Linked DNA regions of Homo sapiens: region 2 is linked to region 1. A link is a loop called in an ENCODE intact Hi-C map of the cell type or tissue named here. Cell type or tissue: Calu3. All regions are shown on one strand.

Region 1 (8,000 bases):
TGCCACTGCGTCCGGCTAATTTTTGTATTTTTAGTAGAGACAGGGTTTCACCACGTTGGCCAGGCTGGTCTTACACTCCTGACCTTGTGATCCACCCACCTCAGCCTCCCAAAGTGCTGGGATTACAGGTGTAAGCCACCGCATCCAGCCTGAGATGTTTTAAAGAATTGGCTAGAAGGTTTTTCCAAACACAAAAAGTACTGTGTATTTCCAATGGCAAAACTACATTTTATAATCTGGGAAGATCTTTTTCACAACTTTGCAAGACTTTTGAAATGGTAAAAACCCATATACTTAAAAAAAAAACTTTCTAAAATTCCACTGTATCTATTTTTCATATTTGGTCCTTCCAACTCTGTGGGCAGGTAAGTCAGACAGAATAAAGGAATTTTAGAAAGAAGAGGAATCTTTAAAGCTTACATACCCAATTATTGTATTTTATGGATAAAGGGATGAAAGCTGAGAATGCTGAATGACAAGTTACAGGTCACAACCAAGGCAGACCAGGAATTCAGGGCTACTCAAATCAGGTACAACTTTCACACTCTTTTTTTTAAGCTCCCCTACCACCCCACTAAGTCGCTTCTCAATTAAATGGCTTAAATAATCAGTCAAGAGGTAATTTAAACATCCCTCAGAGCAGAGGTTCTTACAAAGGAGAGAGGGAGGGACCACAGACTTGGACCATAACTCAGTCAATGGTCTAATTCTGATCTGTGCACTTGGAAAAGAAGAGCCACAATCACACTTTTGCCAAAACAAAGCTCCTCCACCATATTTTCAGAAATCATCTCCATAGCCACCCATATAACAATTCTAGGTCAGAATGTCTTGTTCTAACCCTTTTGTATGAAAATTTATACTAACTTCTTCCTTTTTCTGACCCAGAAGAAATAAACAAAAACTTCACAATACCCGTCAAAGGCCGGATAGATGTGAGAGCTATTATTATGTTACTGTCTTTTCCCAGTTTCTTTACCCTCTCTTTTCCCAAACATTCCTCCTTGCTAAGTGATTCTCATCCAGACATCCTCCACATTCTAGAACTTGCTACACCTGCAAATCATCACTTCTTTGGGTGAAAAACACAAAGCGTCCTCTACTTCATTTAATCCAAAGACTCTATACCATGAGTCTTCCTCATGAAATGGAGCACCCTCTGGCTTGAGGACTTATATGCCATCTTATGTACTTTAATCCTGGACTTATGCCCCTCTCCTTGAAGACTCTGGTTGTGTCTGCTATAACACAGGAGAAATTCCTAACATTTGAGTTTTGTACAATTGATCTTATATTGCTCTTTCTCTGTAAATCACAATGATCTAGGGTAAGAACAATGTCTCAGCTCTGAGCTTATTGAGAATGTCTCTATTGGAAATGTGGATGAGCATTTGTGAACTTCATGCATTCATGACAGTAATCTGTAGGGCTTTTGAAAAGTGCTTGGTAAAAATTCAAATGAAAATAAATCTCTCTCCCACTGCCAATCCCCATTCTCTCAGAAACGCTTCCCAAAGGCCACTACTGTTACTAGTTTCTAATGTATCCTGCCTGCAAGTATTATCTGCATGCATACTTTCCCACCCAATTTGTCTTTGTATATAATGGTAACACATTAAATACTACCGGGCCCCTCTGCTTCTCTGCCCCCACCATTTATATACCATATCCTGGAGATCATTTCGTATCTGTACATACAAATGTAACACATTCTTTCTTAGTCTTTCGTCTCTATATTGTAGACTGTAACTGACCTGTGTTCATATCTCAGCTTTGTGACTCTGTACAAGTCTCAGCCTCTGCTTTCTCACCTAAACATTGAGAATTACAGCATCTTCTAAAAGAGTAAGCTACTATCTGCAGAGTGTCTAGCACAGTGCCAAGCACATGGTAATGCTCAGCGATCATTAGTCCTGACATTCCTCTCCTTTGGTGGGCTCCTCATGGGGCCTGGCCTTTCATAGCAGATACTGTGGGACTATGGAATCAGATTGACACAAGCTCCAATCCTGCTCTCAGATTTCTTGTAACAGAGACATGGTATTTCATGTGGGGCAGAGGCTGGGGAACATATATTACTTTATTAGGCCAGTTTCTTTCTAATGGATATTTAGGTAGTTTCCAGTCTCTGTGATGACAAACAACACAGGAGTAGTTCCGCTGATATTATAGAAGTGACGTATTTGATCTAATATCTTCCTGGACAAACTCAGAGATTGGGGACTTGCTTTTGAATTCCCTGATCCAGAGCCACAGCTTCTGTGCGCTCCTCATTCAACAATTTTGCTTCCCCTCTGGGAGCCCTTTCAGCTTTGCCTTTTCTTTGTCTTCTCTGTTCCTATTGTCTGCTTAACATGAAAAATGCACTCAGGTAGGCCTGGCAGCTAATTACTTCAAATAGGGGAAACCACCTTACATAGAAGATGGAATGATTAACTGTGTGAACTTTAAAATTATCACACAATGTCATCACTGTTAATGAACACACTGTAAGAAGTTTGTTCTTTCCAATTCATAGTCATAGAAAATCCCAAGAGGGCTGGAGAGCAGTGAAGATCTGAGGTGGGGAGGAGAGGAGGGTAGAGATGTTGGTGTAAAAAAAAAAATCAGAGAAGAAAAATGGCTTGAACAAATACTAGATGATTCCATTTATATGAAGTACTAAAGTAGTCAAAATCATAGAAACAAAGTAGAAAGACGATCACCAAGAGCTGGGGAGAGCAGGAAGGGGTAATTGGTGTTTACGGGGTATAGTTTCAGAGTCATAAGATGAAAACACTCTAGAGATTGGTTGTACAACAATGTGAATATATTTAATACTATTGAACTTACTCTTAAAATGCTTAAGATGGTAAATTTAATGTTATGGTTTTACCACAATGAAAAAAAAAAAAAAGGCTTGGACTAAATGCTACTCTGAAGAGTAGAAACATAGTAAGAAAGACACTTCCTAACTCTGTGATCCTGATACTGCTCCCAACAGCTGCCCTGGGGTGCTAAAATCTGTAGGCAGGCAGGACAGAAGAAACCTTCACATAGTATGCTCTGACTGGCCCAGTTCTTCACACTCGATTTATACTGAATGTTCTAGATTTAAGTGAGAGTGTCCAATTTCCTTTCCAAGCCCCTCTCACTGTACTTGAATGGCCTCTCCTTACCCCTCACTCTCAAAAGCCCACAGCACCTCAACATAATAACATCATCCTTTGTATATGAAGTTCATGCCATTACAGCGAATATACCTCAGACATTGACAGATGGATTCACAGTGGTCCACACTGTGAATAGAAAGACATCCTTTTGGTTTAGGAGAAGGAAACTAAAGTGTACCAAGCCTCTACAAGTTCTGACAAGATACTCAGCCCATTTCAGACACATCCCCATGACAGCAACTCATCTGACAGATGAAGAAATCAAGGCTCAAGCTGGCTAAGTGACTTTATAATATTACATGTCTAGTACATGGATTACTGAAGCTGAACCAGCAAAGTACCAGGATCCAGCTTACTGGATCGCACTGATACATCCGTCTCTATTCAGATAACTCACCTTTCCTCTGCCTTCAAAACACAGATTTGACTGCCACAAGCCACACTGAGGTTCTGCTGACTTGCATCTGACACAATGTGCCAATCAGAGGAAGTGTTCAATAAATAACTATTGTTTTGACATTGCTATTTCTTAGCAGCCCAGAGCTATACTTCATCAAATGAAACTGTACTTCATTATATCGAATAATTTCTCTGTCTTCCCTGCTTTGACTGCACCTACCTTGGGTCAACAATAGATGCTGGTTAGCTACCCTCAGGGGAATCATTCACTATGGGGGGTCCAGAGCTGTGTGGCACCATCATCCCCTGGAGTTGGCCCACTGACCTACTAACTACAAAGTGCTCACGTCTGGAGTAATGGAGTGTTTGAATCAAACATAGTCGTGATTGCTGAGGATGCTGCAGAAACATAGTGTGAGCCCCAGGGCAGATGGAGTCACCTGTCACATGGTAGATCAACCACTCACACCAGCTCTGTCAAGGGACAGAGTTTCCAGGGAAGCAGCCCTCAAGCCAAATCTGTTGATCAGAAATGTTTAACTTAGCACACAAAGTCTTCTTATAATAAAATTAATTGCTAGTATTTCAAATTCTAGGAAGTTCACATGAACATCCAGATTTTGTACTTCTCTTGAAACACTGGAAGATACATCAACACTAGGTCCACTCCGCTGCACAGAAACAACTGGCTTGGTCCAAGCGGTAAGTAGCTGTCCTCTTGCACACTGTGCACAAACCATCCTCTCAGAAATCATTTTCACAACCCCTTATGCACTCTGTTTGCAGCCCCTTCCACAGAGGCAGAATGGGAATGCCAAAAATGTCATCTTATCTTGCTTTGCAATAGTTCAAAGATTATGCTGCAAGTATTTGTGTGTTCAGTGAGATATTTTTAAGAACTTAAAATGCTGCATCAGATAATCAAAGCCTTGTGTATCCATCCCAAATGGCTTCACCCATTACTTTTCTTATAGCTAATTATGAATTATATCCAAATATTCTGTCTTCATTGCCTACTTACAGCAGAGACGATCTCCTTTGACAGGAATCCAACTGTGTGAGTTGCCAAGAACTTGTCAGAGAGAGGGTTGTAACAGGAGGGCACTTTTTCCTCCTGCCGTCCCTTTTCTGGCTTTACCCAAGCTCCTCTGAGGCAGTTTAGACTTGCAGGAATGCTCTGGCTGCCTGCCCTGATGCTGACCTCCTCTGGGTGGGGAAGCAGGCAGCTGGGTGCAGGGCACTTGATTCTGGAATGTACTTCCTCATAAAGGTGCCAGGGCCTGCACTTGGCAAATTCTAAACACAATGGCTTTTTAGCTGCCAGGGCATTTATTACTCCTGATTGAGAGGTGAATAAACATGCTTTTTAAACTTACAGACAACTGGGATGCAAGTTAAGGGGACTAGTCATCTAGTTTGATTGAATTACTTTAACTTCGGAATTAAAAAGAAAGGTCTTCTAAAGTAAAAACTCATTTAGTATAAATTAATGATACAAACTAACAAAAAGTAATAACCCCCATCACGACTTTTTAAAAAATTATATACAAATGTTTTGTGTTTTTTTTGAAACACATCACATTTATTCATTTGCATATTTTCAGTGACACTATTGTGCTACAAATGGCAGAGGTGAATAGTTACATCAGAAACCACATGGCCTGCAAAGTCTAAAATATTCATTATCTGGCCCTTCGTGAAAAACGTTTGCCTATTCCTACTCCACTAAATAACTCTTGTGGGGTATTTTTATTTATTTATTTATTATTTTTATTTCAATAGTTTTAGGGGAACAGGTGGTTCTTGGTTACATGAGTAAGTTCTTTAGTGGTGACTTCTGAGATTTTGGTGCCCTCATCACCCAAGCAGTGTACACTGTACCCAATGTGTAGTCTTTTATCCCTCACCCCCTCCTACCCTTCCCCCAAATCCCCAAAGTCCATTATATCATTCTTATGCCTTTGTGTCCTCATAGCTTAGCTCCCACTTAAAAATGAGATCATATAATATTTGGTTTTCCATTCCTGAGTTACTTCACTTAGAGTAACGGTCTCCAGGCCAGGCACGGTGGCTCACACCTGTAATCCCAGCACTTTCGGAGGCCAAGGCAGATGGATCACGAGGCCAGGAGATCAAGACCATCCTGGCTAACATGGTGAAACGCTGTCTCTACTGAAAATACAAAAAGTTAGCCAGGCATGGTGGTGGTCGCCTGTAGTCCCAGCTACTTGGGAGGCTGAGGCAGGAGAATGGTGTGAACCCAGGAGGCAGAGTTTGCAGTGAGCCGAGATCACGCCAGTGCACTCCAGCCTGGGAGGCAGAGCTAGACTCTGTCTCAAAAAAAAAAAAAAAAAGAATAATGGTCTCCAACCTGATCCAGGTTGCCACGAATGCCATTATTTTGTTCCTTTTTATGGCTGAGTAGTATTCTATAGTGTACATAGTAATATAAACACCACTTTTCTTTATCCACTTGTTGGCTGATGGGCATTTAGGCTGGTTCCATAGTTTTGCAAATACAAATTGTGCTGTTATAAATATCGTGTGCAAGTGTCTTTCTTATATAATGACTTCTTTTCCTCTGGGCAGATACCCAATAATGGGATTGCTGGATCAAATGGTAGCTCTACTTTTAGTTCTTTAAGGAATCTCCATACTATTTTCCACAGTGGTTATTCTAGTTTACATTCCAACCAGCAGTGTAAAAGTGTTACTTTTCACCATATCCACACCAACATCTATTATTTTTTTTATTTTTTAATTATGGTCATTCTTGCAGGAGTAAAGCGGTATCTCATTGTGGTTTTGATTTGCAATTCCCTGATCATTAGTGATGTTGAGCATGTTTTCACATGTTTGTTGGCCATTTGTACATCTCCTTTTGAGAACTGTCTATTCGTGTCCTTTGCCCACTTTTTGATGGGTTATTCATTTTTTTTCCTGCTGATTTCAGTTCCTCGTAGATTCTGGATATTAGTCCTTTGCTGGATGCATAGTTTGCGAATATTTTCTCCCAGTCTGTGGGTTGACTGTTTACTCTGATCATTTCCTTTGCTGTGCAGAAGCTTTTCAGTTTAATTAGGTCTTATCTATTTATTTTTGTTTTTGTTGCATTTGTTTTTGGGTTCTTGGCTATGAACAGCTTTGCCTAAGCCAATGTCTAGAAGAGTTTTACCGATGTTATCTTCTAGAGTTTTTATGGTTTCAGGTTGCAGTGAACCAAGATTGGACCACTGCACTCCGGCCTGGGTGGCACAGTGAGACTCTGTCTCAAGAAAAAAAGTCAGGATAAAAGCAATTCAAAAATCAGACTGAAAGGTGGTCTCAGCAAAGTCTTAAATTTTAACACAGCACTATTTAATCCTCTTTTTAGAATAAAAATGATGAATACACACCACTGTTTAAAATATATAAATAGTCATGAATGCTTAAAGATATCACTACAAGAATATTCACTTTAGAGCTATTTATGGTTTTCAAATTTTGAAACAGCTTAAATATCCAAGAATTAAAGATTGGTTGAATTGTCACATCTCTATATCTATACAGCAGAAAATCATACAGATATTAAAATGGCATTGTTTAGGAACATTTAAACATATCCATGAGGTATTATTAAGTAAGAAAAGCAAGTTGAAAACCCATGATTGTACCACTTGTGTGAAAAAGATATACAATTGACCAAAAGGCTGTATAATACAGTGCTACTACAAGTAGAATGGAGTTGAATATAAAAGTTTTTTTCTTTCTTTTTGGGAGAGAAGATTCTAAGTTTTCTAAATTTTATAAAATAAGCATGTGTTTTTGTAATAATAAAAGCATAATACATTCCACATTTTAAAAAGATCCACCTGGCCGGGCGCGGTGGCTCACGCCTGTAATCCCAGCACTTTGGGAGGCCGAGGCGGGTGGATCATGAGGTCAGGAGATCGAGACCATCCTGGCTAACAAGGTGAAACCCCGTCTCTACTAAAAATACAAAAAAGTAGCCGGGCGCGGTGGCGGGCGCCTGTAGTCCCAGCTACTCGGGAGGCTGAGGCAGGAGAATGGCGTGAACCCGGGAGGCGGAGCTTGCAGTGAGCCGAGATTGCGCCACTGCAGTCCGCAGTCCGGCCTGGGCGACAGAGCTAGACTCCGTCTCAAAAAAAAAAAAAAAAAAAAAAAAAGGATCCACCTGCCAGGCACAGTGGCTCACACCTGTAATCCTAACACTTCTGGAGGTCAAGATGTAAGGATTGCTTGAGGCTGGGAGTCTGAGACCAGCCTAAACACAGCAAGACCCCATCTCTACAAAAAATAAAAGATTAAAAAAACATTAGCCGGGCGTGGTGGCGTATGCCTGTAATCCCAGCTACACAGAAGGCTGAGGTGGGAGGATTGCTTGAGCCATAAGTTCAAAGCTACTGTGAGCTATGGCCACAACACTGCATTCCAGACTGGGTGACAAGG
Region 2 (8,000 bases), 110 kb after region 1:
TTTTAAGCCTTATAAGAGGAAGATTAATCGATTTAACAGAAAAAAAGTGAACCTAATGTAGATGTATAAGCAGAAAATGTTTACCACTTTCTTTGAAATCTTACCAGATCTATATAGTTTAAGAGATACAGAATATGAGAAAAAGCAGTCCAGTAGGTTGAATGCTTCTAGACATTCATGTCTATTAAATCAGGCCCTCAAACTGGCATTTTCCAGATGGCCATTTTACCAAATTACGCCAGTCAGACATTTTTACGACTAGAACAGGATTTCTGGGCATGAACCTGACCATGGCTCTCCACCTCCACAGTCATTGCCTGATAGGAGGCATCTCCACTACTGCAAGTGCCTCCTAACTGGTGTCCCCATATCTACTTCTGCTCCTGTCTCCACAGAGCAGCCAGAGAGAGAGAATTTTAAGATGCAAACTTAACATCTTCTGGTTTAAAATTCTTCAATGGCATTCCAATATAATAAAAACAAAAACCAAATTATCTACACCTTGATCTCCAAGCCCTCTCTCCATGATCTAGTCATGACCCATCACAGCTGGTGTTTCTCTCCCCTCACTCTGAGGGTCCAGCCACTCTGGACTTCTTTCCACTGATGCTTCACACCTGCTATCTCCTTCGTCTAGAAACAGTACCGTCCCCCAGTCTTTTTTAATCCATCAGGCACCACCCTCACACGCCCTCAAAGTTGTGTTTCATGATTCCCTACACCAGGCAAGGAAAGGCCTCCTGGAGGAAATGAGAACTAACAAATGAGGAGGGTTTGGATAAGTGGGATGGGAAGGGTCTTCCAAGAAAGAGGGAAACACAAGTGAAGGCACAAAGGAGTATGAGAAAGCAGTCACACATTACTAGTTCAAGGAGCAGTGGCAAATCCAGAAACAAACACATTTTAAGTTAATTTTAAGACCAAAGATGGATGGGGAGGGGGCAGTGGAAATTGAACCTGCATCGACTTGTTTGAGAAAGTGCAGGTCAAAAAGCTTCAAAGTGGGCTGTTCAGAGTTAGGTGGAGTAAGGCGCTTTCCTCTGCATGTCACTGGTTGGGGGCGGGAGTTCAATTCCAGAGTATGAAATAGGAGGCCTGTGGCATTATTCTTTCCTGTGTTCCAGAAGGCAGATTTCCTCATCCCGCCAACCCCTTTAAAAGGCTTCAAAGTGGGGTGATTCTTTACCCTGTACACATTATACTGTGGTGGTCATTAGAGCTGTTCGCCAAATACTTCCAGTGGTACAAGAGCACTTTCCTGGTCCCCTTGTGATTGGGTGGGGCCCTGTAATTAGGGCTTACCACTGAGTGGATCCAAAATGCAAAACCAAAAAGTTAGTCAGGGTGTGAGAGGCAAAAGTACAGAAAGGAGATGATGACAACATCCAAAGGCTTGGTGGCTGTGCCACTGAGATACAAGGTCAGAAAGCTAGAAAGAGAAGATTTTTAGCTGCAGAAATAATGAGTAGGTGATAGCTTTCAGAATTGACAAATGTCCTAGAGGTATTTGGGGTCAATTACATGTCTTTCAACTTTCTCAAGGCCATGTCTAAAAACAATTTCTGATCTCTCAAGAGCAAAAGCATCTTTTCATTAGAGACTTCCCTTTTACAGTCTGTTCATATACCTTGCTCATAAGACAACAAATACAACCTGTCTGTAGTTATTTCACAGTGCCATTGAGAACCCAAACAACAACAGCTACCTGTCTGTATAGAAACAATATGCATTGTGGACATTAATCATTACCCCTCAGTGTTTACCTTTTGAGCCTGTCACGTGAAGGTTTTGTAAGATGCAATATTTCATCATTAATACTGATAATGCATGTGTACTGGGGCTCTTCAACCATATATAAATGAAATTTTATCAGCTTTTCCTCTGTAATTAATGAGATATCTAGCTACATATAAGTTTCTCTGAAATTCCATAATTTGATCATTACAAAGCCCAAACCCATCTGTTATAGTCAGCTTTGCCACAATTCAGTCTGGTCTAACACAATCTACTATAAAATCCGGTACCACATCCCCTATGTCAAACGTTTGCTGGGTATCTACCATATATCAACCACCGTGTTAAGCACTGTTTTATCAGTAATGCTACTAATAATTGCTAACATTTATTGAACACTTAAGATGTTCAGGCTCTGTTTGAACTGTTTCCATGCAGTATCTCAGTCATCACAAGATCCCCACAGACTGGTGAAACTCCTGTCTCCTTTCATAGACAAAAGGACGGAGGCTCAGAGAAGCAAAGTGATTGACCTAAGGTCACACAGTAAGTGGGAGGACAGCATAACCCCCGAGTTCATATTCCCTGCTACACCATATACAAGGATCCTAATTTCAATAAAGCATCTCCTGCCCTCAAGAGTGTTACAATACATAAGAAGTGATAAGGGCATCTAAACAAAAGCCCTATCTGACCCATATTGTAAAAAAAGTACTGGGGAAAAGGTGCTAGGAAAATTGAGAGGAGAAAGTGAACTCTTCTAATATGAGTGGTCAGGGCAGGCTTCTCACAGATGGAAGCCTTTGGGCCATTCCTTGGAAGTGAAAGTCAGGAGCGGGCATCCCTGGAGGACAGAACAGCAGAAACAAAGGTACCAATGACTGCAAGAAGGCACTGGGCACATGGAAAGACAAAAGAGGACCCCATTTGTCTGAGGGTGAGATATCTCCTAAATCGCTCGCCTTGCCTCCATCCCCTTAGGTTCAGGTCAGGCCTTCAACCTTCTTCCCATCCACATCCCTGCCTCTTACCCTCCAAAATGCCATGTGTCACCTTTTCTAAAACACAAGCAGTGTTCCTTGCCTTAAAAAATATGCCCATGAATACAGTGAAATTCCTCTGGCATGACATTTGAAGCTGACTTTACTAATCTCAGTCTTCTCACACCCCTGAGTATCCCATCTCATCTGCTCTCTAGCCAAACTAAACTGCTACCTTCCCATAGCAGATCAGCTTCTCAGACCCCTTCAAACCTTCAAAGAAGCTACTTTCTTTGTGGGGAGCCCTTTCTCCCTGTCTGCTGGTGACCCCCCTACCAACTCTTCTCTCGGCACTGTCTCAGACTGCCTGCCCACCTGCTCCGGCTCTCTCCAGCATGGCTGGCTCCCTGCTGTTAACCTGAACAAGCCCAATACATGGTCATACCAGGTCGCTGCACCTGTGCTCCCTCACCAGGAAGGCCCTTCAAACCATCAGGTATCCTATGATTTGTTTCCCCCACTGTCTGGAGATGGGGGAGGCTTCCTCTACCAGCGTATATAAAAAAGAACACCCCCCGCCACCACACACAAAAAGATACCTAGCTTTCCATTCTCTTCGTAGCAGTTATAACTTGACAAACACATACACACATTGTGTATTTGTTAACGGCCTCCCTCACCCTCTAGAACAGGGTTGGAAAACTACAACACATGGGCCAAATCTGAGTCACTGCCTAAGCATTTATTAGAACACACGTCCACTATTGTTTTACACATTGTCTGTGGCAGAGTCCAAGAGGTGCAACAGAGACCTAATGGCCCACAAAGCTCAAAATATTTATTGCCTAATCATTTACAGCAAAGGTTTGCCAACTACTGCTCAAGAATGGCTATCTCCCTCTGTCTCCTGCTGTGCTCACACTTTATCTCCAGACCATTTTGGCGCCTTACCTAGCATGCAGTAGGCACTCAGAGAACATTTGTAAATAAAAGAAAGTGACAGGGTGGGGGAGAATGAAGGGAGAAGAGCATATGAATGCAAGAGATACTGGAGGGAAAAATCAACAGGCCTGGCGACTGGGTTTAGGTGCCAGCGAAGAGAGCAGGAATTGCACAATAGGAGCTTTTCAAATGTGGCTGTGTTCCTTGGCCAAAGGATGAGATTCTAATCATCAAACCATAAACACAAGCTGTGAATCAGGGCTGGCTATCACACCACTGATGGGTTTAAAATAACAGTGTCAGGCTCCTTGACAAGGTCAGTCAAGGCCTGACAGCACTGCCCCCATAAATAAACTGGCTCCATTATTATAGGACTGAAGTATACAGTGGAGAGTCAAAGTTTTGGTAACCACAAATAACACACATAAATCTAAGTAGCTAACAATACAGTAACAAATAAATATATTTAAACAAGGAGATATATAGCTATAGATATATATATATCTATATATATATATATATATATCTATATATATATATAGATATATAGATATATATCTATATATATATATATTTTTTTTTTAGACAGAGTCTCATTCTGTTGCCCAGGCTGGAGTACAGTGGCCTGATATCGGCTCACTGCAACCTCTACCTCCTGGGTTCAAGCGATTCCCCCGCCTCAGCCTCCTGAGTACCTGGGATTACAGGCACACGTCACCATGCCCAGTTAATGTTTTTGTATTTTTAGTAGAGAGGCGGTTTCACCATGTTGGCCAGGCTGGTCTCCAACTCCTGACCTCAAGTAATCCACCTGCCTTCGCCTCCCAAAGTACTAGGATTATAGGCGTGAGCCACCACGCTTGGCCAAGCTTATAAATTTCAAATGCATAAATATTTAAGCAAATAATAACTTCAGACCTCATGGAAGAGACCTTTTAATTATTAATAAATATCACTCTCTGGGCTCACAGATGAGAAAACCAGGGCCTAGACTAGTTAATCACTCACGTCATGTCACCCAGTTGGTTAATAAGAGAAAGTTGGAACAGAGAACCAGAACTCCCGATTAGGGCCCCATGTGGTTCCCTCATATCCAATGCTCACAGCAGCATGAGAAAAGTCACGGAGGAGAGCCCATCGACCCCGCCCTTTCAACAAAGTGTTAAGGTCAGAGTCAAGTCTGCAAAAGATTGAGGGAGTGACGGAAGGAAAGGAAGATCTACCCAATTAGGAACCCCAGTGAAGATTTCTGGCTCTTATCCAACTTGACCTCTCTGTAGCACAGTGGTTCTTAAAACTTTAGGATGCATCAGAGTCAACCGATGGCCTTGTTGAAACAGACTGCTAGGCTCCACCCCCGGAGCTCCTAATTCAGCTGATCTGGAGTGGGGCCCCAAAATGCACGTTTAACAAGATCCCAGAGGATGCTGATGCTGCAGGTCCAGAGAACACATTTTGGGAACCACTGCTGTAGCATTTAACCATGACCCCTGCTTTGGCTTTTATCACACTTCTTATCTGCCTCTCTGGCCAACAGTTTGAGAAGGGTGGGAAGTCTTACTTAGATTACTTCCTTCAATAAGGAAATATTTTCTAGTTCTCATATAAAGACTAAATAGCAATAAAAACAGATCCCTGCTCTGTAGAACATCAATTTTTAAATGGATGTATAATAGCATATTAAGGTATTATTTTTACCTTTTATATTCGCTAGTTCTGATGTAACTACATGTACGTTTCTGCCAATTTTCTTTCGGTGATATGAATTTTGTTTATAAATGATCCATTTAAAAAGGACGTATATTGTTGCTCCTATGTCTACTCCCTGGATAGAGATTCAATTTCGACAGCAAGCCCAAAACATTCACTCAGCCCTATTGTAAACATAAATATATTTCATACATAAGTATCCATTTACATATACCCTTCGACCTTTCCACCTACTGTTCACAATGCAGGGATTTTTCTTTCCCTCTATCAAACAGCCACATGGCTTAGTCCCTTACTTCATTCAGATTTCTGCTCAAATGTTACCTTCTCTGGAAGGTCCTCTGCAAGCACCACTCCATAATAGCAATCCTCCCCACACGCCATCTCTCCTATCCCCATCACCTACTTTGTTTTTCTTTACGTTTATTGTATATTAATGTTTTCACTGTTTAATTGGTCTCCTTCCCATGAGAATGAAAGCTTCATGGGAACAGGGACTTTTCAGTTCATTGCTCTGTCCCCTGAGCCTGGTATGCAGGACACTCAAATTTTAATTAAATTGTTGAATGAATGCTTATCAACTTCCAAAAATCCCACATATAACTGTGTTTGATTATAATGCCTTAACCTTCCTAAAACTGATACAAATGTTTCTTACTCCTCTCATAACCAGTTCTTCAATGAATAATTTTCCAAAAACATACTGTGTGTGTATGTATTGTATTCGGTACCGTTGGTCCAAAAATTATTTTAATAGCAGGGATCATCAAATGTAGCTTTAAAGTATCTGATGCTTTAACTGTCAACTGAAATATCACAGCAATAGGATCCTCTGAAACCAATTTCATAACCTCACAAATCAGCAAGGCAGATGAACCATTAAAAACATCTTTGTTGATGGTTCACATCCAACAATCCCAAAAGAAAGTAATTTTAAAAATTAAAAGCTTGGCCAGGTGCAGTTGCTCACGCCCATAATTCTGGCACTTTGGGAGGCTGAGGCAGGTGGATCACTTGAGTCTAGAAGTTCAAGACCAGCCTGTGCAACATGGCAAAACCCTGTCACTATTTAAAACACACACACACACACACACACATACACACACACCCCAAAAGTTGTATTGTTCATCCATAACTACGTCTTGAATAACACTCTAAACATAGAGCCCTGTATCAAAAAGAAAAATGGAAAAAATATTTTTGGACAGTAATCCCAAATCCTATATATAATCTTAGCTTATGAGAAGACAGTATAACAGTATTAAAGGTACAAATTAAATGTGGGGAAATTTCTTCAAATAACTATATTTAAAGTCAAATAAAACCATTTCCTCCTATAGAATGGATCAAGAGAATTCACGAAACATTATGCAACTAGAAACTGTAAAACTCTGTCACAGAAATATATTCTTGGGAGACACAAACTAAAACATATTAAAATCTTCCCTTTTATAAAAAAGAAGTTAACAAATAACCATTTTTATAAAAGACAAGATACTGGGTAATGAAGAGAAATACTATACACAACATGTATGATCAGACAACCATGATGACTGGACGTGATAACATGCTATCCCAAGTGGCTCACCAATTTCCATTCCTGTCCTGTCTTTGCTCCTTTTCCCACTGAATTACAGAAACATGAAATTTATCTTATCACTGGTCTTTCCTGATAACTTTTCTAAAGCATTCACAGAATGCTTTATTCATAGAAATTGTGCTCAGCACAATCCAGTGTGGTGGGCTGGAGGTAACAGGCAGTCCTGACAAGTAGGTGTGCTGGTGGCAGATTTTACAGAGTTGCAAAAGCACCAGGCACATTTTCAAGGCCCTTTTATCAGCCAGGCCAATTTCCCCACGTGATGCATTAGTTACCAGTTTAATCCAATACATGTGAAATGCATTAGAGCTGAGGGTCTATTGTTCCTAGTCGAGCAAGAGCAGTCAGCAGTCAGCAGCCAGCAGCAGGAGCAACTGCCTCCATGGCCACCTGGGTTGAAGAAGTAAGCAGATCAGACCCAAAGGGGTGGACTTCATAAGAGAGCACCACTGAGACTCTCGTAGGTCACTTTTATGCTGCCAGTTGGCAGACTGGCATACAAAGTAAGAAAATTCCATCGTGCACAGATACACACGTTTTGTAGTAAATTGCTACACTTCTGAGGCATTCACTCCCAAGCACACATTTCAGCAGTCAATCTTGTCACCATAAACAAATCCCTTATAACCTAGAAACTATGCAAAGTACTTTGGATAGAACGGTTTCTAAACAGGTTTCTTAGAGGATTTCTATAATGTACAACTGACTTTAAATGAAAAGTGTCATATTCAGAATGTGGCCGATAGAAATAGATCCCATTTGGAAGCAACTAGCATACAAAGCACAAATAAGAATTTGGGAATAACAGACAGTTGGCTTTACAGAGAGGTATACACTTTCCATAACAGTTTTTTACATTAAGGGTTCTCAAGTGCTTTGAAGCATTAATTGATTCCATTCTCCCAACAGCCCCCGAAAAACACTTGGTCAAATTTAGGTTCATAATTTCAAACACATCCTAAGAGGCAGCTAAAAATGAGTTTCTCAGTCCTTCTGCTTAAGAAGAAATATATAGTATGGAGACAAGGTACTAC

The links. Peaks named below come from ENCODE experiments on the same cell type or tissue, not always from the same donor. Only the 100,000 strongest peaks of a DNase experiment are listed, where the experiment ranks them.
Region 2: a loop joins it to region 1, with 1.9 times the contacts of the local background. A loop is called at or near these places in 2 of 110 quality-filtered maps.

What each region holds. Positions count from the first base shown.
Region 1 is chr5:112,224,100-112,232,099 of GRCh38, forward strand. The region is part of intron 12 of EPB41L4A (erythrocyte membrane protein band 4.1 like 4A); the gene reads right to left. It overlaps LOC101927023 (a long non-coding RNA gene), which reads left to right and starts at 4,184. Exons shown (of 4, transcript NR_110559.1): 1 at 4,184-4,253. In Calu3, no CTCF peak of the experiment used is centred here; a DNase peak (open chromatin) is centred at 4,752.
Region 2 is chr5:112,335,314-112,343,313 of GRCh38, forward strand. The region is part of intron 1 of EPB41L4A (erythrocyte membrane protein band 4.1 like 4A); the gene reads right to left. Among named protein-coding and RNA genes, the nearest start is that of EPB41L4A, 80 kb to the right of the region's middle. RefSeq lists a silencer at 3,745-3,945. In Calu3, no CTCF peak of the experiment used is centred here; a DNase peak (open chromatin) is centred at 3,458.